Linked DNA regions of Homo sapiens: regions 1, 2 and 3 are each linked to region 4. A link is a loop called in an ENCODE intact Hi-C map of the cell type or tissue named here. Cell type or tissue: dorsolateral prefrontal cortex. All regions are shown on one strand. Links, peaks and the distances in the headings refer to the core of each region. The heading gives the core; the rest is flanking DNA. Region 1 holds the start of PTCRA (pre T cell antigen receptor alpha). Region 2 holds the start of SRF (serum response factor). Region 3 holds the start of DNPH1 (2'-deoxynucleoside 5'-phosphate N-hydrolase 1). Region 4 holds the start of ZNF318 (zinc finger protein 318).

The links. Peaks named below come from ENCODE experiments on the same cell type or tissue, not always from the same donor. Only the 100,000 strongest peaks of a DNase experiment are listed, where the experiment ranks them.
Region 1: it touches region 4 in a loop (2.5-fold over the local background); 4 of 110 quality-filtered maps call a loop at or near these places.
Region 2: it touches region 4 in a loop (7-fold over the local background); 22 of 110 quality-filtered maps call a loop at or near these places.
Region 3: it touches region 4 in a loop (2.2-fold over the local background); 3 of 110 quality-filtered maps call a loop at or near these places.

Annotation. Positions count from the first base shown.
Region 1 is chr6:42,910,851-42,917,812 of GRCh38, forward strand. It overlaps PTCRA (pre T cell antigen receptor alpha), which reads left to right and starts at 5,203. Exons shown (of 4, transcript NM_138296.3): 1 at 5,203-5,277. The coding sequence starts at 5,220. In dorsolateral prefrontal cortex, for the core only: no CTCF peak of the experiment used is centred there; no DNase peak of the experiment used is centred there; H3K27me3 peaks cover 1,003 bases.
Region 2 is chr6:43,167,339-43,174,718 of GRCh38, forward strand. SRF (serum response factor) reads left to right here and starts at 3,931. Exons shown (of 7, transcript NM_003131.4): 1 at 3,931-4,831; 2 at 6,509-6,775. The coding sequence starts at 4,319. RefSeq lists enhancers at 3,135-3,864, 4,891-5,859, 5,150-5,359 and a silencer at 3,840-4,419. In dorsolateral prefrontal cortex, for the core only: CTCF peaks have their summits at 3,842 (motif pointing left) and 4,062; DNase peaks (open chromatin) are centred at 3,833, 4,663 and 5,033; H3K4me3 peaks cover 3,385 bases; H3K27ac peaks cover 3,394 bases.
Region 3 is chr6:43,225,815-43,233,194 of GRCh38, forward strand. It overlaps DNPH1 (2'-deoxynucleoside 5'-phosphate N-hydrolase 1), which reads right to left and starts at 3,667. Exons shown (of 4, transcript NM_006443.3): 1 at 3,447-3,667; 2 at 513-581; 3 at 219-329; 4 at 1-67. The coding sequence starts at 3,642. RefSeq lists silencers at 3,276-3,465, 3,526-3,965 and an enhancer at 3,449-3,948. In dorsolateral prefrontal cortex, for the core only: CTCF peaks have their summits at 3,662 (motif pointing right) and 3,868; a DNase peak (open chromatin) is centred at 3,687; H3K4me3 peaks cover 1,504 bases; H3K27ac peaks cover 924 bases.
Region 4 is chr6:43,366,031-43,373,410 of GRCh38, forward strand. It overlaps ZNF318 (zinc finger protein 318), which reads right to left and starts at 3,617. Exons shown (of 10, transcript NM_014345.3): 1 at 2,937-3,617. The coding sequence starts at 3,335. It overlaps LOC124901227 (atherin-like), which reads left to right and starts at 3,334. Exons shown (of 2, transcript XM_047419609.1): 1 at 3,334-3,357; 2 at 3,393-5,311. The coding sequence starts at 3,334. The coding sequence ends at 4,091. RefSeq lists silencers at 3,021-3,090, 3,101-3,290, 3,381-3,580, 3,771-3,870. In dorsolateral prefrontal cortex, for the core only: a CTCF peak has its summit at 3,731 (motif pointing right); DNase peaks (open chromatin) are centred at 2,778 and 3,681; H3K4me3 peaks cover 3,119 bases; H3K27ac peaks cover 2,185 bases.

The DNA of each region.
Region 1 (6,962 bases), core at 1,963-6,962, 450 kb before region 4:
TAGCTGGGACTACTGGCGCGTGCCACCACACTCGGCTAATTTTGTATTTTTAGTAGAGACGGGGTTTCTCCATGTTGGCCAGGCTGGTCTCGAACTCCTAACCTCAGGTGATCCGCCCGCCTTGGCCTCCCAAAGTGCTGGGATTACAGGCGTAAGCCACCACGCCCGGCCTACTTTTTCTTAATTTTATTTTTCACATCCTACGTGGCTCGTCTCAGCTTTCCATGGGCCCTCGGTTTTCCACCGGTACATAAGAAAAAATGGAGGGGAGGTATCAATTAGCGTGAGCACCTGCCATGCCCCAGGCACGCAGATGGGCGCCCCTATTTCATTTCTCTGCCCCGGCAGCCTTGTGAATGAGCTTTGGAAGAGACAGCCCTGTAAACACATCCCTCTGCTGAACTGCCGCCTCCAGCTGGCTCCACCACTGGCCTGCTAGGGTATCTTCGCCGTTTCAACTTAGTTTTTCTGGGCCCGTTTCCTTAGCCGGTAACACCTGGTGGGATGGTTGTGAGGATTAAATTAGATATCTGGGAACGAGTCCTGGCCAGCGAATGATAGGTTCGCCCAAGTCCAGTTAAAAGGCCGTCCGCCCAGGGCAAGGCGTCTTCAGGGCCAGCAAGACTATGGGGTCCGAGGGAGACTCGGGGATCTCAGCAAGAGGAGACCAATGTGAGGAGCAGGCAAGGAACGCTTCCAGGCTGCGGTGGCCAGGGACGCCTGAGCCCCGCGGGAGCCGGAGCGGACAGGCGGAAGGGTCAGCTACTGCAGATAGAGGCGGCTGGCTCGGGGGCGGGGGTGGAGGGGGTCTTCCTCCTTCCGGTTCTTGGGAAGATCCTGCAATCTGAAAGAGGCAGGAGAGCTCTTTCCCCATCTGTAATGTGGTAACCGAGCCCGAGCCAGCTCCTCCCTGGGCTGGAGGGTGGGAGAGTCGTTAGGGACACCTGCCCCGCTCCCTCCCCCTCCCGGGGGGGAACCCACCGCGACGGCGCGCACCTGGGCGCGGGCTGTGCCTGGGAACGCGCGGGGACCGCGGCCTCCAGGCAGCCCTGGGAAAGCAAGGGCCGGGAGCGCAGCCCTGGAGGCAGAGTGTTCCCTCAGGACCGTCAGGAGAGCGCCATCCACAGGATTATTAAAATAGCCATCCAGACGGAAATCGAGTGAGGCTGGCACCAGACTAAAGAAGTTTCAAGGCCAGGCGCGGTGCCTCACGCCTGTAATCCCAGCACTTTGGGAGGCCGAGGCGGGCGGATCACCTGAGGTCGGGGGTTCAAGACCAGCCTGACCAACATGGAGAAACCCCATCTCTACTAAAAATACGAAATTAGCTGGGCATGGTGGCGGTGACTGTAATCCCAGCTACTTGGGAGGCTGAGGCAGGAGAATCTCTTGAACCCGGGAGGCGGAGGTTGTGGTGAGCCAAGATCGTGCCATTGCACTCTAGCCTGGGCAACAAGAGCGAAACTCCGTCTCAAAAAAAAAAAAAAAAAAAAAAGAAAGAAAGAAGGAAAGTCTCAAAGAGATATCTGTGTTCATAATGGATATCATTATGAACTCCTGGCCTCAAGCAGTCCTCCCTCCTCGGCCTCCCAAAGTGCTGGGATTACAGGCATCATCAAGTAAACTCTTTAAATGATATTTGGTGCTTCAGCCTCTTCCTTTGAGGTCAATACCACTTTAGCTATCATTAAGTCATGTTCGTGATAGCTAAAATGTGGAAGCAGCCCAGTGTCCACCCACAGATTAATGGATAAGCAGAATGTGCTCTATACATACAATGAGATATTATTCAGCTTTAAAAAGGAAGAAAATTCTGACACGTGGTTCAACATGGATGAAACTTGACATGTGCTAAATGAAATGAACCGGTCACAAAAAACAAATACTGTATGATTCTACTTGAATGAGGTAGTCAAATTCATTTATAGAAAGTAGAATGTTGGTGGCCAGGCACGGTGGCTCACGCCTGTAATCCCAGCACTTTGGGAGACCGAGGTGGGCAGATCACTTGAGGTCAGAGTTTGAGACCAGCCTGGCCAACATGGTGAAACCCTGTCTCTACTAAAAATACAAAAATTAGCCGGGCATGGTGGCAGTTGCCTATAATCCCTGCTACTTGGGAGGCTGAGGCACAAGAATCACTTGAACCTGGGAGGTGGAGGTTGCAGTGAGCCGAGATCACACCACTGCACTCCAGCCTGGGCGACAGAGTGAGACTCCATCTCAAAAAAAAAAAAAAAAAGAAAGAAAGAAAGAGTAGAATGGGAATGGTGGTTGCCACGGTACAGAGTTTCATTTTTGCAAGATAAATTCTAGAGATGGATGATGGTGATGGTTGCACAGCAGTATGAATGGCCACTGAAATGTATGCTTACAAATGGTTAGGATGGCCAGGTATGGAAGCATGCCCCTGTAGTCCCAGCTACTCTGTAGTCTGAGGCCATGAGTTTGACAATCACATCTGTGAATAGACACTGCACTCCAGTCCAGGTAAAATAACAGGATCTTGTCTCTTTTTTTTTTTTCTTTTTGAGCCAGAGTCTCGCTCTTTCACCCCGGCTGGAGTGCAATGGCACCATCTCGGCTCACTGCAACCTCTGCCTCACGGGTTCAAGTGATTCTCCTGCCTCAGCCTCCTGAGTAGCTGGGATTACAGGCACGCACCACCATGCCTGGCTAATTTTTGTATTTTTTAGTACAGACGGGGTTTCACCATGTTAGTCAGGCTGATCTTGAACCCCTGACCTCGTGATCCACCCCCCGCCCCTCGGCCTCCCAAAGTGCTGGGATTACAGGCGTGAACCACCGCGCCCAGCTAGAAAAAAATAATTTTTTAATAGTTGAACAACAAACCACAAAAAAATTACAGAGGCCTTTAGACAATAATTTTAAGGAAATAAATGTAAATTTGGGGGACTGGGTGTGGTGGCTCAAGTCTGATCCCAGCACATTGGGAGGTCAAGGCAGGCAGATCATTTGAGCTCAGGAGTTCTAGACCAACCTGGGCAACATGGTAAAATCCCATCTCTACAAAAATACAAAAAATTAGCCAGGTGGTGGCGCACGCCTGTGGTCTTAGCTACTGGAGAGGTTAATTTGGGGGTGAGGCAGGAGGATCGCTTGAGCCAGGGAGGTGGAGGTTGCAGTGAGCCTTGACTGTACCACTGCACTCCAGTCTGGGTGACAGAGCAAGACCCTGTCTCAAAAACAAAAAAAGTAGCCGGGCGCGGTGGCTCACCCTTGTAATCCCAGCACTTTAGGAGGCCAAGGTGGGCGGATTGAGAGGTCAAGAGATCGAGACCATCCTGGCCAACATGGTGAAACCCCATCTCTACTAAAAATACAAAAATCAGCTGGGCATGGTAGCGCACGCCTGTAGTCCCAGCTACTCTGGAGGCTGAGGCAGGAGAATCGCTTGAACCCGGGAGGCAGAAGTCTCAGTGAGCCGAGATCACACCACTGCACTACAGCTTGGTGACGGAGAGAGATTCCATCTCCAAAAAAAAAAAAAAAAGCAAATTTGGAAAAGCTTTTATGAACAAAGATGGCCATTGTCCCAAACTGGAAACCCAAATGTCTAACAATAAAGGAATGGCTGCTGTAACAGAATGTCTGATTAAAAACAAAAGGACGCCAGGCACAGTGGCTCATGCCTGTAATGCCAGAACTTTGAAGGGTGGATCACTTGAGCTCAAGAGTTCGAGACCAGACTGGCAATATGATGAAACCCAGTCTCTGCAAAAAACACAAAAATTTAGCTGGGTGTGGTGGCATGTGCCTGTGGTCCCAGCTGCTTGGGAAGGTGAGGCAGGAGGATCGCTTGGGACTGGGAGGCAGATGTTGCATTGAGGTGAGATCATGCCACTGCACTCCAGCCTGAGTGATAAAGCCAGACTGTCTCCAAAAAATCCAAAAGGCTGAGGTGGGAGGATTGCTTGAGCCCAGGATTTCAAGAGTGTAGTGAGCTGTGATCGCATCACTGCACTCCAGCCTGGGTGACAGAGTAAAAGCCTGTCTCTTAAAAAAAAAAAAAAAGTTAAAATGGTATAATAAATGCCAGGCATGTGGCTCACACCAGTACTCCCAGCACTTCGGGAAGCCAGAGCAGGAGGATCGCTTGAGCCCAGGAGTACGAAACCAACATAGGCAACAAAGCAAGACTCCATCTCTACAAAAAATCAAAATAAAAATAAATTAGCTGGGTGTGGTAGCGCATGCCTGTGGTCTTAGCTACTCAGGAGGCTGACGAAGGAGGATCACTTGAGCCCAGGAGTTCAAGACTGCAGTGAGCTATGATTGTACTGCCGCATTCTAGCCTGGGCAACAAAGAAAGAACCCCATCTCTAAAAAAAAAAATTAAATAAATAAAAGGAGGGCTGTAACAACATGGCAAAAAGTTTACTGGGCATCTTTTTTTATTTTTTTTTTTTGAGATGGCGTCTCGCTCTGTCGCCCAGGTTGGAGTGCAGTGGCACAATCTTGGCTCACTGCAAGCTCCACCTCCCGGGTTCACACCATTCTCCTGCCTCAGCCTCCTGAATAGCTGGGACTACAGGTGCCCGTCACCACACCCAGCTAATTTTTTTGTATTTTTAGTAGAGACGGGGTTTCACCGTGTTAGCCAGGATGGTCTTGATCTCCTGACCTTGTGATCCGCTCGTCTCAGCCTCCCAAAGTGCTGGGATTACAGGCGTGAGCCACTGCGCCTGGCCCTGGGTATCTTTTTGCCTATAATAAAGCCAGCCATCTAAAAACAGTTCAAGCCCTGGCTCTGGTACCTGTCAGCTGTGTGGCCCTGGGCGGGTCCCTCACTCTCTGTGAGCCTCAGTTGCCTCACCTGTGAAATGTAACTCAGTGGTTGAGTGGATCAAGTGAAGGGCTGTATGTCAAGCCCCTGTCAAGCCACCTGGTGCTCCGTGTCCTGTGGATGGTAGCTGCCCTGAAGCGGGACTTTGCAGACTGAAGTGCTGTCTCTTCAGAGGGAGTGCAGGTGTCCGGCTCCTGGTGTGGGAGAGGCACCCTGTGCTCCCTGGCCCGTGAGACAAGATTGGGTTTGGGGGCCAGGGCAGGAGTAGGGGCCCGTCACCAGGGGAAACGGCTCGTGGTAGAGCAGCTGAGGTGCAGCTGGGCCTGTGGCCTAGAAGGCAGTCTTGTGGGTGCCTCCTCCCCCAGCCGCAACTCAGGTCTGCAGCTGGGTCCTGCCTCCTTCCGAGTGGGCCATGGCCGGTACATGGCTGCTACTTCTCCTGGCCCTTGGGTGTCCAGCCCTACCCACAGGTGAGCCCCCTCTTTGCCTTCCTCTCTGTCCCTCCTCAGTCTGCCGAAGCCCATCCCCTCACTCTGGACCTCCCTGGGTACTGATGGGCTGCAGGGAGGCAGGACAAGAGATATTTAGGGACCTCTGGGGAGGGTCCCTCTGGGGAGGGGACCTCTGGGGAGGGGACCCTATATAGAGGGTCCCCACTATACTCTTCCCATTGTACTCTTCCTCCCAGCCACCTTGCTCTGGGGCTCCTATGTCCTCCTGCCCTGGAGCCCACAGTGTTGATAGGGAGGCTGCCCCTCTTAGAGGTATAGAGAAATGAGAACAAACTGGATGGACATCCATAGAAGGTGGGGTTAGGGTAGCCAGTGTGTGTGATGTGATATGCAATGATGTCATATGGGTAACAGTGTGAGGTCCTGTCCTGTCCTTCTTGCCCTCAGGATGCCTGCCCTAGTTCAATAGGACTCAGGGTGTCTCAAGTTCACTCACAGCTCACGCTTATCAGTGGGCTCAGGATAGGACCCAAGGCCTCTTCCCAGGGTATTTACCCCCAGCCCTCCCATGATCAAGGCTGGAGCCAAAGGACTCATGTTTTGAGGGGAAAATTCCAGCTTCATCTAGAAGCATGTGCATGTGTGCATGTACGTGGTGGGGGAAGGTCCATGACTTTTGAGTCAGGGGGGTCTCCTTGATCTAGAGCTGGCCCCAAGTATCTCACAGGCACTCCTTCATTAGGGAGATAAACCACACCTATGTGGAACACAGGGAGCCCATGGCAGGAGGCCTGAGCTCGGGAAGGAAGTAACCAGGGTAAGCAGGGACAATCCTGGGATGCTTCATGGAAGAAGTGGAAGCTGAACTCAACTTGGGGAATGTCTCTATCTATATAACTGAAAAGGCTCTGGAGGTTGAGTCCTGGAGCTCGTGCCCAGCCTTCTCTACTACCTTTGTTTGCAATGCCTTATTAATATTAATATCAACAATTGCACTAATACTTATCTGCCAGGGCATTTTACACTTATGGCCTTTACTCTTCACAACAATTTTGCTGGGCTGGTATTATTAACAGCATTATATTATTATTATTATTATTATTATTATTATTATTATTATTATTTATTTTTGAGACAGAGTCTCGCACTGTCGCCCGGGCTGGAGTACAATGGTGTGATCTTGGCTCACTACAACCTCCACCTCCCGGGTTCACTTGATTCTCCTGCCTCAGCCTCCCAAGTAGCTGGGATTACAGGCACCTGCCACCACGCCCAGCTAATTTTTTGTATTTTTAGTACAGACGGAGTTTCACTGTGTTGGCCAGGCTGGTCTTGAACTCCTGACCTCATGATCCGCCCGCCTCAGCCTCCCAAAGTGCTGGGATTACAGACGTGAGCCACCTCACCCAGCCCGTTATATTATTATTATTATTATTATTATTATTATTATTATTATTATTAGACAGAGTTTGCTCTGTTGCCCAGATTGGAGTGCAATGGCACAATCTCAACTCACTGCATCCTCTGCCTCCCAGGTTCAAGCGGTTCTCCTGCCTCAGCTTCCCAAGTAGCTGGGATTACAGCCGCCCACCATCATGCCCGGCTAATTTTTGTATTTTTAGTGGAAACAGGGGTTCACCACGTTGGCCAGGCTGGTCCCGAACTCCTGACTTCAAGTGATTCACCTGACTCAGCCTCCCAAA
Region 2 (7,380 bases), core at 1,166-6,165, 200 kb before region 4:
GTCCAGGCTGGTGTCAAAACTCCCGGACTCAAATTATCCTCCCACCTTGACCTCAAAAAGTGCTGGGATTTTAGGTGTGAATCACTGCACCCAGCCATGACAGTAATTTTTAAAAGCAATCCTTAATTTTTGTTTGTTATTAGTTAGGTGATAAAAATCAGAAGAAAGAAAGAAAGGTCAGGGTGGAATCTGTGTGGTGTGAGGGATCTGGCTGAAATTCCCATGCACTTACAGAGGCCCTTCATGGTCTGGGGTGGACATGAGCTCCCATCTGTTGCAAGGTGCTACTCTGATCAGGCCTTTTCGGAGGAACATTTCAACTTCACATTTCAGAGCAGCCAGGCAGGAGCTTACCTAGGCTCAGTAGGCTGCGTGGAGTCTATGGTAAAGTGGAGAGCCTCTTCTATGGCCACCATCAGCTCCAGGTTATAATGCTTTTGTGGGTACCTAGGCCCAGTGTTACCAAAAATTCTGATTTTTTTGAGAGAGGTCAGATATTCAGATTTTTTTTTTTTTTTGAAAAGGAGTCTCACTCCGTAGCTCAGGCCGGAGTACAGTGGCCCCATTTAGGCTCACTGCAACCTCTGCCTCCCAGGTTCAAGTGATTCTCCTGCCTCAGCCTCTCGTGTAGCTGGGATTACAGATGTGTGCCACTATGCCCGGCTACTTTTTTATTTTTTTAGTAGAGATGGCGTTTCACCATGTTGGCCAGGCTGGTCTTGAACTCCTGACCTCAAGTGATCCATCCACCTTAGCTTCCCAAAGTGCTGGGATTACAGACATGAGCCACCACGCCCGGCCAGACATTCAGATTTTTATGTAAACTCTTATGATTTTTAAATGTTATAAGGTCCAAATAAAACACCTCTATGAGACAGTTTTTGATTTTGACTTTATCCCTAGCAATACTTTTGGCTCTGGAACCTGCAGTAATCCAATAGTGTGGGTAGAGGTCTCCTCCTGACTCCCTGTGGTGACAAAGGACATGAAGATGGGCCATCCCAAGCAGACAGAGAAGCTGTGACACTAACACTGGTGTGCAATGACCCAGGAGTTGGGAGAAGTTGAAGAGAGGGCAGCCTATTTGAAGGGAAGCTAAGGACTGCGTTCTTCCCAGACACCCTCCCCTATAGATGTGACAGAGAGCAGTTGTCCCTGCTGAGGGATGTCACCCCTGCATGTGTCTAAACTAGGGGGCGCAAATGAAAGGGTCTTTAGAGGGCAGGTGGGAATGAAATCCCAGAGCTTTGGCTGTAATATTATGGTGCTCAGACAAAACATGACCCCAGGCATCATTTGTGGTCCCTAAAACCCTTCTGGAACCTATTTATCTGTTTGACCTGTTCTTCCTCTTGGGCTAACACGTTCCATATGTTTAAGTACCTGTTGTAAAGAGTAAATTAGTGGAGGGAGGGGAGACCTCTTTAAAACTATTGGGGGCTGGGTGCAGTGGCTCAGGCCTTTAATCCCAGCACTTTGGGAGGCCGAGGTGAGAGAATCGCTTGAGCCCAGAAGTTTGAGACCAGCCTGGGCAACATAGGGAGACCTTATCTCTATATGACAAAAAATACACACTATATTTTATTCACTATACACACAAAATACACACTATATTTTACTGATCACTTGCACATATTTTATTTCAGTATTTTTCAAGCTTTTGGATTGTGACTCACAGTAAGAAATGCAGTTAATATTGTCATCCATTACACACATACACTGAATTATGAGAAATTGACAATATCCCACCTTCTTGACCTATAAAATGGCAATTTTGTAGGGTTCAACCTATATATAATGCAAACAAACATTTTATGCAACAATATTTGCCCTTGCTTTTTGTGATACCCATTAATTTATTCTTTTAAATGTTGATTGTAGTATACTGAATTGATATCACTACCACTACCAGTAATGACTAGGTTACAATCAACTGCTTTATTTAATCTCCATAATTTTTCGGGCAGGAATAATCACTGCCTCCCATCCCCTTAAACATGCCAAGATGCTTTATCCCTAGGATGAGGTGACTTACTCCAGGTAACTCCTATTGCCTAACCACTGACCAATTACTCTGCCCTTTAGTCTTTATGTCATTAAATCTGCATTAAGAATTTCATGGAATAGGCCCGGCATGGTGGCTCATGCCTGTAATCCCAGCACCTTGGGAGACCGAGGTGGGAGGATCACTTGAGGTCAGCAGTTCGAGACCAGCCTGGACAACATGGCGAAACCCCATCTCTACTAAAAACACAAAATAACTAGCCAGGTGTGGTGGTGGGCACCTGTAATCCCAGCTATTTGGGAAGCTGAGGCAGCAGGAGAATCGCTTGAACTGGGGAGGCAGAGGTTGCAGTGAGTCGAGATCGTGCCAGTGCACTCCAGCCTGGGCGACAGAGCGAGACTCTGTCTCAAAAAAAAAAAAAAAAAAAACTCAGGGAATGGATAGCAGCATTGATGAATATTGCGTCTGGAGAGATCAGATCACTTGTCACTTGTTTCCAGGCACAGGGCTTACCAAGAGGCAGATTCCAGATTTAAATAATTCTGTAACAGCAAAGTCCAAGCTATTTTCACTGCTTTGGAGAAAAGACCCAGACCCAGAGCTTGAACCTCACTTTGCAGCACCCCAGTTCTAATCTTTTAAGTTTTTTTTTTTTTTTTTTTTTTTTTCTGCTGGGCACGGTGGTTCATGCCTATAATCCCAGCACTTTGGGAAGCCGAGGGGGAAGGATCGCTTGAGGCCAGGAGTTCGAAACCAGTCTGGGCAACATGGCAAAACCCCATCTCTACAAAAAATACAAAAATTAGGCCAGAGTGGTGGCGCGCACCTGTAGTTCCAGCTACGTGAGAGGCGGAGGTGGGAGAATCGCTTGAACCCGGGAGGCAGAGGTTGCAATGAGCTCAGATCCCGCCACTGCACTCCAGGTTGGGCGACAGAGCGATACCCTGTGTGAAACTTTTTTTTTTTTCTCCAACGGGCTTTCCAGAGAAGTGTGTGTATGTGCGTGTGTGTGCGCGAGCGTGCTTGCTTGGGCTTAAACTTTCTGTCGGGCCACACTTTCCCAAGTCTTTGCACTGGCTGTAGGGTGGGCTTTATCCTCGGGACGTCCTCCTCCCCAAGTCCAGCCTGCAGCTGGAAGTCTTCACTGATCTCCATCTCTCCTCCCTGATCTCCGTCTCTCCTCCCTGCCCGCCTCAGGACTGGGAGGCCGATCTCTCTCTCTCGCCCTCCCCTCCACCAGCCTTTTCCAGATGTATGTCTGCCAAAGACCCCCCAGTGCAGAGGATGATGAATGAAGATCCTCGAGCCAGCCCGGTGGGAAAGTTTCGTCGCCTACAAAAGCGAGGGAAAGGGAAGGGAAGTTGGGGGTAGGGGAAAAGTTAGAGCTGAGAGGCTGGGGCGCGACGAGTCTGGACACCGGGCGGGGACCCAAGCTCTCTCCGCTCAGCCAATAACTGTGCCTCCCTTAGGAAGGCGTGAGGAAATGCTCCAATCAATCCCTGCACTCCTCCCTTGGAATTTGGGCTGTATTTTTTTATTTACTGCAAACCCCACAATCCACCCAGGGGTTTCCCCAGTGTTTGCCTCCAGCGGTCCCGGTGCCCATTTACTAGTGCTGCTCCCTCTCTTCCGCAAGACTGCGCTCCAGTCCCAGCCTCCTTCTCCGCGGGTGCCTCCCAAACCGTTCTATCATTCTCGGGTTCAGGGAGGCGGAATCGTGCCTGCTCTCCGGTTCCTTTAAGAGGCGTCGGCTCCACCCCTCTCAGAGTCGCGGTCTGACGCGAGATGACAGCAACGAGTTCGGTATGTCTATGCAAATAAGCGCCCTCTTGTGGGCCAATGGGGAGCGGAGGTGCCGGAACCACGGACCAATGGGGCGGGGGCGCTGGGGCTCACCATATAAGGAGCGGCCTCGCCATAAAAGGAAACATTGTATCTCTTTATATGGGGGGAAGGGTCGGGGGATCCCTCCGCCGCCAGCGCGTGGTCCCGGCCCCCTCCACCCGCCGTCTCGGCCGCGGCCAGCAGCCCCTGCCCCCCGGGGGACGCTGACGGCCGCCCGGCGCGCCGCCCTAGCAGACGGACAGGGGGCGCTGCGCGCGGCCTGGGGCAACCCGGGCCACAGGGGCAGGAAAGTGAGGGCCCAGGTCGGCCCGGGCGTGCAGGGGCCCCGGGTTCGCAGCGGCGGCCGCGGCAGCGATAGCGGCACTAGCAGCAGCGGGAGTGCCGGGTTGAGCCGGGAAGCCGATGGCGGCGGCTGCGGCGGCTCCGATTCCTCGCTGACTGCCCGTCCGCCCTCCTGCATCGAGCGCCATGTTACCGACCCAAGCTGGGGCCGCGGCGGCTCTGGGCCGGGGCTCGGCCCTGGGGGGCAGCCTGAACCGGACCCCGACGGGGCGGCCGGGCGGCGGCGGCGGGACACGCGGGGCTAACGGGGGCCGGGTCCCCGGGAATGGCGCGGGGCTCGGGCCCGGCCGCCTGGAGCGGGAGGCTGCGGCAGCGGCGGCAACCACCCCGGCGCCCACCGCGGGGGCCCTCTACAGCGGCAGCGAGGGCGACTCGGAGTCGGGCGAGGAGGAGGAGCTGGGCGCCGAGCGGCGCGGCCTGAAGCGGAGCCTGAGCGAGATGGAGATCGGTATGGTGGTCGGTGGGCCCGAGGCGTCGGCAGCGGCCACCGGGGGCTACGGGCCGGTGAGCGGCGCGGTGAGCGGGGCCAAGCCGGGTAAGAAGACCCGGGGCCGCGTGAAGATCAAGATGGAGTTCATCGACAACAAGCTGCGGCGCTACACGACCTTCAGCAAGAGGAAGACGGGCATCATGAAGAAGGTACCAAGCCGGGGGGCTGGCCGGCCCCGGGGCCCGGTTGGGGTGGGGATGTGCAAAGGGAGCCCGGGAGGACCGCAGAGCCGAGGCGGAGGTGAGAGGCTGCGAGTCCGCAGGAGGTGTGTGGGAGGGGATGGCTCCTGCCCGGGGAGGGCCGAAGGGGAGGGGCCGCCGGGGAAATGTGGGGAGAGGGGAGATCCCGCGAACGCTCGCAACCGTGGGGAAAGGCGCAGAGGTGGGAGTGACCGGCGCCAGAGAGGAAGAGGGCCCTTGCTGAGTGAAGGGGTGAGGAGCGGTGATGGGAGGCTACGAGGCTGCCGGGGAGGTGGATAATGAGAACCCGGGATCAGTAGGTCCAGTGCACTCCGGTGTTCGGACGAGGGCGCCGGAAAAGCAGGGAGCAAACGAGAAGGTATGGAGGTGAGGAGGCTGGAGCTGCATGACAACAATGAGCGAACATGTGTGGGAGGAAGTGGGCACCACGAGAGTAGTGCTGGTTGGAAGGACAGGCAGGGTTAGGGACCAGGTAAGGGAGCGGGGCAGGAGAACTGGTGCTGCCCTGAGCAGCAGGAACCTAGTCCTGCGCCGGCCGTGAGTCTTCCATGGCATCCACTGGGAACCACATGCTCCTGGCAGGACCCGCTGCAGAATCTCCTGCCGTTAGGACAAGTGGGGTTTCCAGCCCTAGGGAGAATCTATGCTTGGATGGGGTTTGGGGGAAGTCAGGGAGGCTTGCAGAGGTACCTAGGAATTCCTCTTCTGCCAGCCAGTGAAAAGTGTTGAGGAAAGGAGTCATTTTGGGGTGTAGACGATAAGGGAAGAGATGAAAGCAGAGGAACTGGGAGACAAGGAGCTGGATCCTTGGGAACACTGGCTGGTGTTTATTTCTGTCCCATGTAGAAACCAGAGCTGCTTCCAAGGTGGTTTGCAGAACTTTGTTGGGAGAGTATGGCATCTATGGGGCCATCCTTGAAGGTCCCCTTCCTGGGCTCATGGCAGGATGTTTAGTGCTAATCTAGGTCTCGTCTCCCATCACTCCAGACACTGTTGTATCAGTGTCCCTTGTCACTTGATCATCAGTGGAGAAGATTGTGGGGGGAGGTAATTAAGGAAAACTCTCTTCTCTCCTTCCATAACCTTCTTCCCAAGACAAAGGAGTAAGGGCAGTAAAGTATTACAGGGCAAAAGGAGAAACTAGGCTGTGGCAACAAGTTGGAGCCTGTGCAGTTTCTGGAAAGAAACATGGGACAGTTGGAGCTTAAATGGTCCATTATCACTAATGTCTTGTACAAATTCCAGTGTGATAGGTAGGGATCCATCCTGGTCCCTGTGACAGTGAGAAGGGGTGAGGCTCTGGGACATTCCAGGCACTAAGCTGTGTTGGGGAGCAGCTAGCTGGGTCCTTCGTATCCCCTGAAGTTATATGTTCCATCACTGGGGGCTGTTACTGTTTGCTTGGGGTATCTTCAGGTCAATGGGGCTGCTCCTCAAAGGAGGAGCATGGGTAGTTTTGCTGCTTCCAGAGATCCTGATAGGACACCCTGCCCTCAGAGTCATTAGAGACGAAGGTCATTATGGGAATGGGGGAATGACATCACTGTATAATTCTTTTTCCAACTTCTCAAGGAAGGTAGAGATAAAAAGTTTGCTGACCTGCCCATCTCCCTCCTCACCCCTCAGGCCTATGAGCTGTCCACGCTGACAGGGACACAGGTGCTGTTGCTGGTGGCCAGTGAGACAGGCCATGTGTATACCTTTGCCACCCGAAAACTGCAGCCCATGATCACCAGTGAGACCGGCAAGGCACTGATTCAGACCTGCCTCAACTCGCCAGACTCTCCACCCCGTTCAGACCCCACAACAGACCAGAGAATGAGTGCCACTGGCTTTGAAGAGACAGATCTCACCTACCAGGTGTCGGAGTCTGACAGCAGTGGGGAGACCAAGGTGTGTTTGGGTTGCCTATGTGAGAGGAGGGAAGGGAGTGGGGTCCCTCTCCCTTTCTGGCCCAGGACAGGTGGATAGGTGCCCACCGATGTGGAGTGGAGCCGGATTAACGACCCTCGTCCTAGGGGACAGGTGTCCATCCTCACTTTCCTGATAGAAGACCGCCCCCCTAGATAAGCGGGCGGCCTCCGTGCCCATATAAGGCCGGCTTGGGCTCCACGCCGGCCTCCCGCCCGCAGCCCGCCTGCCTGGCAGGGCCTTTGCATTCCTCCCGCCAGCTGTCTCCCCGCTAGGGGCGGGGGTGTAGTTTAGCCCGGCCCTCCGGGCTGGGTCGCCAGGGAGTAGAAAGGGAGCACTCCGGTCCCGGGGTCCTGGGAATCCAGCACTCTTGGCAGGCGGGCTGGTTGACTGGGCCGGGGACTACCTTACAAGCCAGCCGCTGCCCTTTCAGGGTGTTGGGGGCCTGGGCAGTTAGGGAGCGCATTTGCCTGCTGCTAGGGATGCCTGCGCTGTTACTCCTCCCCCTTCCTTTTCCCGGTAAGGAGAGGGGGTGGGGCTTCCTCCCTTGCTGTCTGGGGAGCTCCACCTTCCGGGTGGCACTTAAC
Region 3 (7,380 bases), core at 1,541-6,540, 140 kb before region 4:
CCCTCCTCATAGTCCCACACCTGGAACCGAGAGCCATCTGCTGCTCCCCGGATCATGGCCGAAAGCACTGGAAAGGGCAGGGAAAGGTGAAGCTGCCTCCCATCCACACCCTCACAGCTCCCTTACCCCTTGGGAGAGGCGCGGTGCTCAGAGCCCACCAGGGAAGGAGCTGAGGGCTGGGTCCATAGAAAGCCAGGAGGGAGGCTTGGGGTGCTCACCGCGGCCAGACTGCGGGCGGAACAGGCACAGGATCCGCTTGTTAAAGGCCACGGCCCGGCCCAGCTCATAGCCTACACCCAAGGATGGCTGTGTCACTTCTGCCACGACCACTGGGAGGAAAGATGAGAGGAAGCCTCAGCATTGGGGGCACTTGAGGTTCATAAGGAAGACGACGGTGTGGCTGTGGTGAGGAGGGAACTCTGGGAGTCCCTTCTAGGTGTGGAGGCTGGGATGTCCAGGGGAACCCAGCACTCCAGAGGAGTTAGGTGCTGGAAGGAGGGAGCGCCACTCACCGTCCGCCTGCTGCAGCCACTCCAGGTCCTGCTCATGGATGAGCCTGTCACCCCCAGCAGCCTCTTCCCCTGTGTTGAGGGAAAGCTGGTCAAGGACATGCCTCATGCTGGCTCCCAGTAACTCCTATGCCCTTGTATGTCCATACCCACCCTGCTCAGGGAGGGTGGGAGCCTTGTGCCAGATGACCTGACCAAACATGACAATCTCATCAAAGCAGCGAGGAAATGGAATAGCCACAAAAAGAAAAATTCAACCCTATGCAAGGTGGGACATGTGATTAGGGCCGAATGAGGAACATCAGCAGCACTAACTGTGGATGACATTGATTAGGGAAAGGTGCATGGGCACTTAGCCAAAAGTAGGAGAGGCATCCTAGGCCCAGAAGGTAGGGATCTCGGGTCTTAGCTTGATTAAATGTTATCTTCCAGGACAGTGAGGCTCAGCCCACCGCATCAGGGTAGGACCACTGGGGAGCTTGTTAGAAGTACAGATTCCAGGGCCAGGCGCGGTGGCTCATGCCTGTAATCCCAGCACTTTGGGAGGCTGGGGCGGGTGGATCACTTGAGGTCAGGAGTTCAAAACCAGCCTGGCCAACATGGTGAAACCCCATCTTTACTAAAAATACAAAAATTAGCTGGGTGTGGTGGTGCACACCTGTAATCCCAGCAACTTGGGAGGCTGAAGCAGGAGAATCACTTGAACCCAGGAGGCGGAAGTTGCAGTGAGCTGAGATCGCACCACTGCACTCCAGCCTGGGCAACAGAGCAAAACTCCATCTTAAAAAAAACAAGAAAAAGTACAGATTCGGGCCAGGCGCGGTGGCTCACGCCTGTAATCCCAGCACTTTGGGAGGCCAAGGCGGTAGGATCACGAGGTCAGGAGTTTGAGACCAGTCTGGCCAACATGGTGGAACCCCATCTCCACTAAAAATTAAAAAATTAGCCAGGCGTGGTAGCAGGCGCCTGTAATCCCAGCTACTCGGGAGGCTGAGGCAGGAAAATTGCTTGAACCTGGGAGGAGGAGGTTGCAATGAGCGGAGATCACTCCACTGCACTCCACCCTGGGCGACAGAGCAAGACTCTGTCTTGGGGGAAAAAAAAAAGTACATATTCGAAGGCTTTATCCCAGATGATCAGAACCTGCATTTTTAACAGGCTCCCTCAGATGACACTAAAGACCTGGAGAGCCACCAGGCAGTCTGGATATACCATGAACTAATGAGCTGTAAGCTTCAGGGTCCTCCACTTGCACAGGCCCTTTCCAAACCATCAGCAACTTTGTATTGTGATTTTTGTCTTTTTAAAGAGGTCTCCCAGAATTGCATGAGGTCCCACAAATTGTGGGTCTGCTCTTGGGTAGGATAAGTGGAAACCACTTAAGGTTTTCTGAGCAGAAGCACAAGCATTCAAGATACAATTTTCAAACTGGAAGGATCTGCAAGATTCCAGACCAGCACATCAAATATGCTTTAGAGAAATCCAGCCAGACTCAGCGGCTCATGTCTGTAATCCCAACACTTTGGGAGGCTGAGGCAGGCAGATCACTTGGGCTCAGGAGTTCAAGACCAGCCTGGCCAACATGGCAAAATCCCGTCCCTATAAAAAATACAAAACTTAACCAGGTATGGCGGCACACACCTGTAGTCCCAGCTACTTGGGAGGCTGAGGTGGGAGGATTGCTCAAGCCCGGGAGGCAGAGGTTAGCAGTGAGCTGAGATTTTGCCACTGCACTCCAGCATGGGTAATAGAACAAGACTGTTTCCAAATAAATAACTAAATAAATAGAAAGAGAAAGAAAAACCCAGCAGCCAGGAGCAGAACACAATAATGGCCTGAAAGAGAATATGAGGCCAGCATGGGGGCTCACATCTATAGTCCCAGCACTTCGGGAGGCCTGAGGCGGGAGGATCACTTGAGGCTAGGAGGTCGGGACCAGACTGGGCAACATAGTGAGACTCCCAATCTCTACAGAAAAATTTTGAGCCAGGCATGGTGTCGTGCCCCTGCAGTCCTTGCTAATAGGAGGCTGAGGCTGGAGGATCATGAGTTTAGGAAGCCGAGGCTGCAGTGAGCTATGATCGCACCACTGCACTCCAGCCTGGGCGACAGAGAGGCCCTTGTATCAACAAAACAAAAATGTGAGAGAGGGTAATAGTGAGAACTGGGGTCAGCCAGGTCTAAAAGAGTGCTGATGTCTTCACAGAAAAAGGGGAGGCAGGCCCTGGGCGGTGGCTCCTGTCTGTAATCCCAGCACTTTGGGAGGCCGAGGCGGGCAGATCACCTGAGGTCAGGAGTTCGAAACCAGCCTGACCAATATGGTGAAACACCGTCTCTACTAAAAATACAAAAAGTAGCCGGGTGTGGTGACGCGTGCCTGTAGTCCCAGCTACTCGGGAGGCTGAGGCAAGAGAATCACTTGAACCCGGGAGGTCGAGGTTGCAGTGAGCCGAGATCACGCAACTGCACTCCAGCCTGGGCGACAGAGTGAGATTCCGTTTCAAAAACAAAACAAAACAAAACAAAAAAAGTTGGTGGGGAGGCAGGAGGATACCTTTCGTGTTGGGTGGTGGAAAAGATTCCAGCGGGTGAGGTGGGAACTGAGCCCAAGCAAAGCAGCCCAATCTACCTTCTTTCTGTTGCACCCTACAAACGCTCTGAAAGCAGCTGAAGACAGAGTTCTCCAAGAAGGAACCAAAGGTCAAGATAATGCTGAGTCTGCCTTACACCCGCAGGCTTGCTGGGACCCACGCAGCCCGAGCCCCGGCCCGTTTCCTTCTCGGGCTGGGGCGCTGGATGGAGCACCGGGGTAGGAGGGCGGGCTCCGGGCGCCGGGAGCGCAGCTGCCGGGGGTCGGGGGGGCGGACAGGCCGGGTCCCTGCCACCCCAGCCAGGTCCGCGCCCGCGTCCCCGCGTCCCGCGGCCCCAGGGCCTCACCGCGCGCGCCCAGCTCGGCGGCCGCCACGTGCTCGGTGAGCACTGTCCCGAATCGCCGCAGCCGAGACACGATCCGCTCGTACAGCGTCCTGTCCTCGCGTCCGCCGCGAATGCTCCCGCAGAAGTACAGGGCCGGGCGGCCAGGCTCCCCGCGCTCCCAGCTCTCGCTGCGCCCCGGCACCATGGCAGCAGCCATTCCCCAGCCGCCCGCGCTCTCCGGCGCCAGGGGGCGCCAGCCCGCGGCCACGTGACCCCGCCCGGCCCAGCGCAGAGCCCGGCTGCTGAGTCCACACCTGTGGAATGGGGACGACGAACTGGGAGGATCCAGCCGGGACCCTTTCGGGAACACACCCTTCCTGGACTTGACGTTCGGATGCCTAACACGCACCTTAACTTGACCTTGTCCAGGCAGAACTCGAGGGCTTCCCCACCTCACCCGCTTCTGCTCCCCTCCTCCCCGCCGTCTTCCCCAGCTGCATCCTCCCAGCTGCTCAGGCCCAAGACCCTCGGAGTCATCTGGATCGTTCCCTTTCTCTCAAACTCTGCGTCCCATCCATTGACAACTCGTGTGGATTCGTCCTTCCAAATCTGAAATCTCACGACCGCCTACAGGGCCACCACCCTGGTCTAAGCCTCCTCTGGGCTCTCCACAGCCTCCTAACAGGTGTCCACATGTCGTGAGCTGCTCAAGGTCAGACAGAACCAGGTCCACCCACCTTTGTGTCTGTCCACAAGATCAGGTTTTTACTGATGCTATTTCAATCACAAAAGCTAGGCGTCACACGGAGTTCCCAAGAAGTCAGTTCTCCTTAGGACCACCTGTTCACTCGGTAGTCAGAGCCGCGGGCATGCAAGCTGGAGCCACTCCACAAGTCAGACTGTATTGCAAACCATCCATAGTATTATATGTAAGGATATAAATGTTACAGGTTAAAATTTCACATCAAACACAAGAACATTTAACATCAAGAGAAAAGGGGTTAACGAACCAGTCCAAGGAGAGTGCTGTGGACAGAGTCCCGGCCTGATGGGGATAGTCATCAAGAGCTTGCAAGGAAGAGTCCTTGATTTGGGCAGAGCCTTCAGAGGCAGACACCAGGTGCTGGGCACGAGTGATAGCAAGACTCGGTCTGTTAAGGTGGCCGTGTCTAGCTGCTGAAGTCCTGATCATTTTATGGTCCTTGAGTCCTCTGATGAGGACTTATAGTAAAGGGTGATGCCCTTATCTGGTTGGGTGTTGTCTCCATTGGTTAGGCGAACATCTGGACCCTGTTGGCTTGATGCCTTTTGAAATGTAAGATGAAGTTTTTTAAAACTTTATTTATTTATTTATTTATTATTTTTGGTGACAAGGTCCCTGTCGCCCACACTGGAGTGCAGAGGCACGATCATTGCTCACTGCAGCCTCAAACTCGTGCCTCAAGTTTGAGGGTTCAAGGAATCCTCCCACCTCAGCTTCCTGAGTAGCTAGGACTACAGGCACGTGCCACCATGCTGAGCTAATAAAAAAAAAATTGGCTGGGCTCGGTGGCTCATGTCTGTAATCCCAGCACTTTGGGAGGCCGAGGTGGGCAGATCACGAGGTCAGGAGATCGAGACCATCCTGGCTAACGCGGTGAAACCCCGTCTCTACTAAAAATACAAAAAGTTAGCCAGGCGTGGTGGCACACTCCTGTAGTCCCAGCTACTCCAGAGGCTGAGGCTGGAGAATCGCTTGAACCCGGGAGGCAGAGGTTGCAGTGAGCCAAGATCACGCCACTGCACTCCAGCCTAGGCAACAGAGTGAAACTCCATCTCAAAAAAAAAAAAATTGTAGAGACGAGGTCTCACTATGTTTCCACGGCTGGTCTCAAAACTCCTAGACCCAAGCAATCCCCCTACCTCAGCCTCCCAAAGCGCTGGGATTACAGGCATAAGCGAATGTGCCCAGTGATGGAGTCTTTCTAAGATGGAATTACTTATGTCAAGGGTTCTCTATACACCTCCCCTGGCCCTTCCCTGCTACAGTTTGCTCTCCACTCAGCAGCTTGAGTGATCTAGGTCATGACCCTCCTCTGCTCAAAACCCTCCAGTGGTTCCCATCTCACTTGGGGTAAAAACTGAAAACCTCACAGTAGCTCACAAGGCTCCAGATGATCCTGTCACCCTCTTACTTCCCTAACTCCAGCTTCTATTACTTTCATTCACTTCTCTGCCACCTCACTGGCTTCCTGGCTGTTCCTTAAGCATGTCAGCCATGCCCTTGCCTCAGAGTCTTTGCATTTGCTGTTCCCTCTGCCCGGAACACTGTTCTCCCAGGTAGCTTCCTGGCTCACTCCTCATTTCCTTCAAGTCTTTGTTCACACTTCACCTTCCCTGATCACCCTATTCAATATGGCAGCCCTCCATCCCCCAGTACTCTCTATCACCCTTCCCTACCTTGCCTTTTCTCCTTCTCATACACCATATAACTTATTAATTTTGTTGCATGTTTTTCTATACCTAGTAGAAGGTCGTTCACTGCTGTATTCCTGCTTTCTTTCTTTTCTTTCTTTCCTTCTTTCTCTTTCTTTCTTCTTTCTTTCTTTTTCTTTCTTTCCTTCCTTCCTCCCTCCCGTCCTTCCTTTCCTTCCTTCCTTCCTCCTTCTTTCTTCTTTCTTTCTTTCTTTTTCTTTCTTTCTCCTTCTTTCTTCCTTCTTTCCCCTTCCTTCCTTCCTCTCTCTCTCTTCTTTCTTTCCCTTCCTCCCTCCCTTCCTTCCTCCCTTTCTTTCTTTCTCTTTTTTTCTCTTTCTTTCTTTTCTTTCTTAAGAGATGGTGTCTTGCTCTGTCACCCAGGCTGGAGTGCAGTGTCATGGTCACAGCTCACTGCAGCCTCAAACTCTTAGGATCAAGCAATCCTCCCTCATCATCCTCCTGAATAGCTGGGACTACAGGCGAGTGCCACCATGCCTGGCTAATTTTTTATAGAAATGGGGTCTCACTATGTTGCCCAGGCTTATCTTAAACTCCTGGGCTCAAGCAATCCTCCCACCTCAGCCTCCCAAAGTACTGGGATTACAGGTGTGAGCCACTGTGCCTAGCCTATCCCTGGTTTCTAGAACTATGCCTGGCACATAAGAAACATTTATTAAATATTTGTTGAATGAATGAGTGGTTTAAATGAGAGGATGTATTTCACAGCACTTCACAGTCTGCTCAGCCCTGTAGTAAGTAGGCTGATAGAGGCGGTATCTTCAGGGAGACAGGCAAGCACTCATTGTTCACCAATACTGATTTCATCCTCATTTTATTATGACAATCACAAATATATGACAAAACCTTCAAATGGAACAAGAGAGTATGCAGTGGAAAGAAAGTCCTGAGACCCCAGCCCCACTCCCCAGAGGAAAGCTCCATCAGTGTTTTCTTCCGTATTCTTCCTGAAAGATAAAATACTGAAGTATGCGAGTGCAGAGAAGATGCAACAATATGTATATTTTTAATGCTAAGATACAAAAGGGAGATAGAGATTTCAGAGTATTTCTGCCCACTGCTCTGCTGGGCCCAGCTAGGTATACACGGACCATGGGGCAAACATGAAGACACAGCTGCACACCTGTCCCTCCACCTCCGGGTGCCCTCTCTCACACACACACAAACATGCATACACAGATTAGGAAGGAGGCCTCATGTGCCAGCAGACTTGACAGGCAATCTCCCCAACACTCCTTATCCTCGCTCACACCTTCCCTCCATTCCCCCCCAAAGACAAGGAACACACATTCACAGACACACACACACACACCATCTTGTTCCTCAGTATCTTTTTATTTATTTATTTATTTTTTTGAGAGAGGGTTTCCCTCTTGTTGCCCAGGCTGGAGTACAATGGTGAGATCTCGGCTCACAGCAACCTCCGCCTCCTGGGTTCAAGCAATTCTCCTGCCTCAGCTGCCCGAGTAGCTGGGATTACGGG
Region 4 (7,380 bases), core at 1,230-6,229:
AAAACAAGTTTAAAGAAAAAAAAAATTCTTCTGGTAAGTGCTATAGTCATTAAAACATGGTACCATAAAAGGAGTTACTTCAGATAGGATGGTTAGAAAAGGTTTTTCTCAGGTGATAACCTGAGGCCTGAAGAATGAGGTGTCAGCTTTGCAAAGAACAGGTAGAAAGATGTTTCAGGCAAAGAAAAGAACCACCTCAGTATAGAGCTTGGTATACTTTAAGTAACAGAAAAGCGGCCGGTGTGGCTGCAGCAAAGTGACAGAAGAGGAAAAGATAGGCAGAAAGCACAGTTGGGAAATTTGGATTTTATTCTTAGTGCAATTAACAGTTATAGGAGGGTTTTACACAGGATAGTGACATCATCTGACTACATTTTTCCTCCAGATGCTTGCACAGCACACCCTCACCTCCTTCAGATCTTTATTCAAAAATCACCTTCCCAGGAGGCCTTCCCTGACTACTCTCAAAAATTTTAACTCCCCGGGCCAGGCATGGTAGCTTATGCCTGTAAGCCCAGCATTTTGGGAGGCTGAGGCAGGAGAATCACTTGAGGCCAGGAGTTTGAGACCAGCCTGGGCAACATAGTGAAATCCCTCCCCACACCAAAACATTTTTTTAAAATAAAATCAGCTGGGATGTTGGTACGCACCTGTAGTCCCAGCTACTCAGGATGCTGAGGTGAGAGGATCGCTTGAGCGTGGGAGTTTGAGACTGCAGTGAGCTATGATCACACCACTACACTCAAGCCCGGGTGACAGAGCAACACTATATTACATACACACACACGCACACAAACTGTAACTCCCTTCTCTGCTCTTAGTCCTTTTTTTTTTGTTTTGTTTGAGACTTGCTCTGTCGTCCCCAGCCTGGAGTGCAGTGGCACGATCTCGGCTCACTGCAAGCTCCGCCTCCCAGGTTCATGCCATTCTCCTGCCTCAGCCTCCCAAGTAGCTGGGACTACAGGTGCCCGCCACCAAGCCCGACTAATTATTGTATTTTTAGTAGAGACGGTGTTTCACCGTGTTAGCCAACATGGTCTCGATCTCCTGACCTCGTGATCCGCCTGCCTCGGCCTCCCAAAGTGCTGGGATTACAGGCGTGAGCCACCGCGCCCGGCCCTATTTTAGTACTTCTTAGTCCTTCTTAGTACTTAATTACATTTAACATACCATCGCATTTCTAACTTCAACTTATTATCCAACTCTCCCTGCTAGAATATTAACTCTATAAGGATAGGAGTTTTTTTCTGGTTTGTACTTTGTTGTATCCCCAGGGTAGTCCAGAACAGTCCTAATGCAAAGTAGATGCTCAATAAATACATGTCAAATGTATAAAATGAGGGCTTAAAAATCAATTTGATTTCTGTGTAACCTCCAGAACAAACTGGAGGGTAGCAAGGGCGGAGTGTAAAGGAGCCAAATGCAACAATCCATGCAAGAGGTAATAGGGCTTAGACCAGAGTGATGGCAGGAGGATGGCAGTTTTGGGGATGTATTCTAGAGGTAAAGCTAACGGGTTAGACAGATGAGGTAATCTGACAAATTAGATGTGGGAAGAAGGGAGATAATGGCTGTTTCTGATGTAAGCAACGGATGATGCTATTTACTCAGACAGAAAAGACTGGAGCAAATACATTGCGCACTGGAGAAGAAAAGGAGGTTGTGTAAACAAGCATTCTGTTCTTCCTTCCTCTGTAGTGACTGCCACCCACACTGGCACTGCTCAACTGGAAATCTTAACATAGTGACAAATCAATTTAACCATGACCAAAGTACTCACAGTACTTACATACATGTTAGAGAGCCACTCAAAAAAGCAGAACTTTGTTACTAAGTTTAAAAAAAGAGGCCGGGCATGATGGCAGGCGCCTATAATCCCAGCTACTTGGGAGGCTGAGGCGGGAGGATTGATTGAACCCCGGAGGCGGAGGTTACAGTGAGCTGAGATCATGCCATTGCACTCCAGCCTGGGGAACAGAGTGAGACTCTTTCTCAAATAATAATAATAATAAAAAGATTGATGAACTAAAAATAAAACAAATTCCCAAAAACCAGACTCTACCTAGAGGATCTCTTGGGGTGGTGGTTATGGTTAAAGGTCAACATTATTTCTAAAACTAAACTTAAACTCATGCTCCGTTCCTCTAGCAGTGAAACATAGAGGTTCAAATCATGGATTTGGGGAACCAGGCGGATCTGAGTTGAAGCACAGCTCCACCACTTAGCCGTGTCACCTCAGTCGAGTTACTTGAACCTCTCTGGGTTGGTTCCTCGGCTGTACAACAAGGAATAGTATTAACTGCCTCACTTCAAAGACTTGTGAGGGTTAAAATAATGTGCAAAGTGAAAGGCTAGGCATAATTCCTGACATAGAACTCGATAAGAGGTAGTGGCTATGGCAGTGACTGTGGTCCTGCACACTTCATTCCGAAGCAGCAGCTCCAATTCATTTAAGCTAACAGTTTACACTCTAGACGTAAAGCCTGGTAGGGTTCAAGCGTCCCTAACTCGCCACAAAAACGGACATTTCGGCTTTTTCCCCTAAGATCCAGGAAGGCAGCTCAGGTGTAAGGGGATGAAAAGTACGGAACCCCGAGGACACATCAACTCTACAAAAAGTACCAAGACACACGGTTTGGACGAAATGCCCCTCGCCTTGGCAAACTTTCCACACCTCACCCGGCATGAGAGAAACAGCCTATTCCTAAGGAACGGAGCGCGCACTCCCGACGAGACGCCCGTGCGCTCCCGAGTCCGTTATTGTGTCAACGCTCCCGGGTCTGACAGAAGCCTCCAGGCTCGGCATCCCCGAGGGAGTTGGCCGGAGGCTTCGCGCTTAGGACCCTGGTCTGGAGGCCCCGGGCGTTTCTGGAAACGGGAATTCCGGGGGAGGGGACTGGGGGATGGAGGGAGTCCTGGACGAGGGGTGGGATTACCCGGCTGCCGCTGTCGCCTGGATGGTCTCCGCGGCCGTCCCGGGCATAGTCGGCGCGGGACTCCCCCCGGCTGCTGCCTCTGAAGCCGGCCGGGCCCGGCGGGAAGAGTCGTCGGCCCCGCGGTGGCGACGGGGAGCCGCGACGGGCCCGAGGCGGGGACGGGGAGACGCGACGACCCCGTGGCGGGGACGGCGAGGCCCGGCGGCCGCGGTGCCCTGAGGGCGAGCGGGGTCGGCGAGCCGGGGTCCGCGACGAGGAGCCGGAGGGCGGAGGCGGCGGTGAGCTGCGGCGAGCCGGGCCTGAGGAGGAGCCAGAGCTGCGGCCGCTGCGCGGGCCGCCCCCGCCGTCGTCTTTAGGCCGGTGGGAAGAGACGGAGGAGCGAGCGCTGCTGCGGTACATGGTTCTTGCAGCGGCGGCCACGGCGACAGCTCTGACCCGGGGGCGCCCTAGACGCAGGCTCGGAGCGCGCCGCCGCAGCTGCAGCCGCCGCCACCTCGGCCGCTGCGCGCCGCCTCAGCCGCGGGAGCAGCCCCCTCCCCTCGGCCCCGCGTCGCCCCGGGGGCCCGGCCGAGCGCGCCCCCGCGGCTGGCGGTTGGAGGGCGCGAGCACGCGTCCGACACACCCCCCCCCGCCTCCGGGGTTCCCCGCTCCTCCACTCAGGGAGCGGCCGCAGGAACCAAGAAAAGTGGGGAGGAGCACAGACGCCGGCGCGAGGCTGGGCGAGGGGAGGGGAAGCGAAGCGCGCGCCCTGAGCTCTGCACGCCCCGCCTCCGAATCCTCAAGATGGCGGCCGCAGAGCCGCCCACTTCCCCCTCCCGCGGCCGCCACGTGACCCCTGTGGCCTCCGCGCGGGGTGGGCGGAGCGGAAGGAAGGGCTTCTCTGGAGAGGGATCTGGTTTTCCGGGGATGCTCCAGGCCTCTGGACTTAGGGGTTTGGAGACCGTGCGGAGGTGTCTTCGCTCTTTCGTGCCGCCCCTCAAGCCTCTTAATTTAGGGATGGACACGAAATGGTTGAAAACCATTCGTGATAATATAAACGGGCCTGTAAACGTTAGCTGTGTGGGAGGTTACGGACCCCGGCAGGAGCGCCCACCGAAATCCTGTCCCCAGCTGAAGCAACACGACCCGCATCAGTTTACTTTCCAGTTTGCCTAATTTCTAGAGGTTGAAATTGAGGATAGGAAAGTACGAGGTGGAGGTGGTGGGCCAGAATCAAACCCAAAATAGACGTTGTCAGGCCTCTGAGCCCAAGCTAAGCCATCATATCCCCTATGACCTGCACGTATACATCCAGATGGCCTGAGGCAACTGAAGAGCCACAAAAGAAGTGAAAATAGCCTTAACTGATGACATTCCACCATTGTGATTTGTTCCTGCCCCACCCTAACTGACAGGATATATTCTCCCCCTTGCCCTTAAGTAGGTGCTTTGTAATATTCTCCCCCGCCCTTAAGAATGTACTTTGTACACCTATCCCAAACCTATAAGAACTAATGATAATTCCACCACCCTCTGCTGACTCCTTTTTCGGACTCAACCCGCCTGCACCCAGGTAAGATAAACAGCCTTGTTGCTCACACGAAGCCTGTTTGGTGGACTCTCTTCACACGTTTTCGAGCTGTTTTCTGACTAAAGTACTTGTGGTCATGGTGGAGGTCCTTCATTACCAGGGGCCCACATCATGACCAACTGGAGGCGTGGCAAGTTTTTGTAAGAGATCCAGGCATGCCCCCTCCCCTGGCCTAAGTCCAGAATTTTCCTAGATGCCAATCTCAGGGCCCTGCATCCTAAATACAAAAGTGGGCCAGGCGCAAAGGGTCACGCCTATAATCCCACCATTTTGGGAGGCCGGGGCAGGAGGATTGCTTGAGCCTGAGAGTTCGAGACCAGCCTGGGCAACGTAGAAGGACCTCCATTTCTAAAAAAAAAAAAAAAAAATTTGCCGAGTGTGGTGGCACGTTCCTGTACCCCAGCTACTCGGGAGGTTGAGGCTGCGGTGAGCTGTGATCATGCCACTGCACTCCAGCCTGGGTGACAGAGTGAGACCCTCTCTCAAAAAATACATCCATATATATATATATCCATTTCCATACGTTCTTATAATGGCATATACTCAGTAAAAATGTATAAAATTTTTACTAGTTGACTACTTTTACCCAGCTTCACATTTTATATAATTTATATAAAATAAGAAACCAATAACATTTTAATGAAAAAAATAATAAAAATATGCCAGAGGTGTATGCCCTGTCTTTATTAGAGTATATATGGATTTTGGTTACCCATACTTTTGGTGGGACTTAATAAATGTGAAAAAAATGTAAATCAGTGTGTATAGATACTTGGAGTCAATAAATTTTAAATCATGTTTGTTATATTCTGTATCAACTTTTACTCCTCAACCCATTTCTAATACTGAATATTTTTATCAAAGGAGCTGGGGTGTTTCAAGACAGGGGGAGACACGGTGTATAATCAGAAAACTCTTCTGCTTCCCCTTCACACTTGCTCTATGCATAGTTCTGTATCCTGCATGAAATCTCTTGCAGATCCTTTCACTTTTCAAGTATTTTTCAGTCATGACAGTAGTCATATTGCAGTAGAAAATATATAGTACAGAACAAAACTTTAAACTTTATTCAGGCTAAAGGTTCTCCCCTACCCCTGCTTTTACCTGCTTCAGACTTGAAGCTTGCTATATTAAAAGTGGTATGGTAGGTTTCTCCACATCCCTGCCTTTGCTCCTCAAAGTTTGCTCCTCCTCTCCCACTGGCTAGCTGCTATTTCTGACCCCCTCCTCCCAGGAGGAGAAGGGATTGAAGGGAAAGAACACAGACTTTCCTGGTTAGTGCAGGATGCTGTTACCTTCCAAAATCGGTTCCCTATGGACAAGGAGGAATCACAAATGTTGGCTTTTCTCTCTTATGCACCTTTGTGGGCTTTTTTAGAACTCTCTTGCTGGCAGTGGTCCTCCTCTGGTTCACTGTCTATGACTCCCCTCCCCCAAGTCTTTGGCCTTCTGGAGGAGGTTTACCCCATGTAAAACTCACTCCCGTGGCAGGAGTCCCTTTCCTCTCTGGTTATCTCTCATGGGACGGATCCCTTTTATTTTGTTTTGTTTTTTTTTTTTTTTTTTTTTTTTTTTTTGAGACAGAGTCTCGCTCAGTCGCCCAGGCTGGAGTGCAGTGGCTCGATCTCCGCTCACTGCAAGCTTCGCTTCCTGGGCTCACGCCATTCTCCTGCCTCAGCCTCCCGAGTAGCTGGGACTATAGGCACCCGCCACCATGCCCAGCTAATTTTTTTGTATTTTTTTTAGTGGAGACGAGGTTTCACCGTGTAAGCCAGGATGGTCGCGATCTGCTGACCTCGTGATCCGCCCGCCTCGGCCTCCCAAAGTGCTGGGAAGGTGGCATGAGCCACCGCACGCGGCCTGGGAAGGATCTCTTTTAAATGACTCCAAGTTCGTTAGCTTGTGTGTCCACTTGGCTCACAGGATAACTCATGCATCTTTGCCCCAGTGGCGAAGGCAGTGCAGCTCACTCCCCATGGCTCCCACCTTATTCACCATCCCAGCACAGTTAGCCAGCATCTTGCTTTTGGACTTCCCCCAGGTAGGGGTTAAGACACTATCCCTGTGGATCTCCAAACTCCAGGAGACACAAGCCAAACATTCTAAGAGGTTCTAGTAGAAGGCTTTATCTCACTTGGCTCCCCTCTCCCGCCCCAGAGTGGCAGGAGAGGAAATACAGAGCCCACAGGTAACTGTCCGACACAATCTTCATTCTCTTATATAGACTGAGGGTGGATGATTAGTAATGCTGGCAGACTAGTTCATATTCTATCATCACCCTTTAAGATGGGGGAATGGGAGTACCTGGCATCTGTTGTATTGCCTTCTATTTTTGAGGCCTTTGCTGAAACTCCAGAGACAATAGGAAGAACCCAGTTAACGTACCGTCCCTGTTGTCTGTCATCAATTCAAGAAATTTTTATGAGACTTCTGATGAAGATGGTGAAATGTGTAAAGGCTTTCACACATACACACATACCACCCCATAGTAGACATACCGCAATGACATATAAAACCTTAAAAGAGAAAAGTAAGGAGACTAGGATGTATGCTATGGACTGAATTGTGTTTCCCCCACCACTACTCCAAATTCATTTGTTAAAGCCCTAACCCCCAATGTGATGCTATTTGGAGAAGAGTCCTTTGGGAGGTAATTAGGGTCAGATGAGGTCATGAGGGTAGGGCCCCCATGATGATAGTGTCTTTATAAAGAGAGGAAGAGACACCCATGCCCTCTCTCTGCTATGCAAGCACACAGTGAGAAGGCAGTGTCTACAAACCAGGAAGAGAGCACTCACCAGGAACTAAATTGGCTAGCACCTTGGTCTTGGACATTCCAGCCTCTAGAACTGTAAGAAATAAGCACGTGTTGTT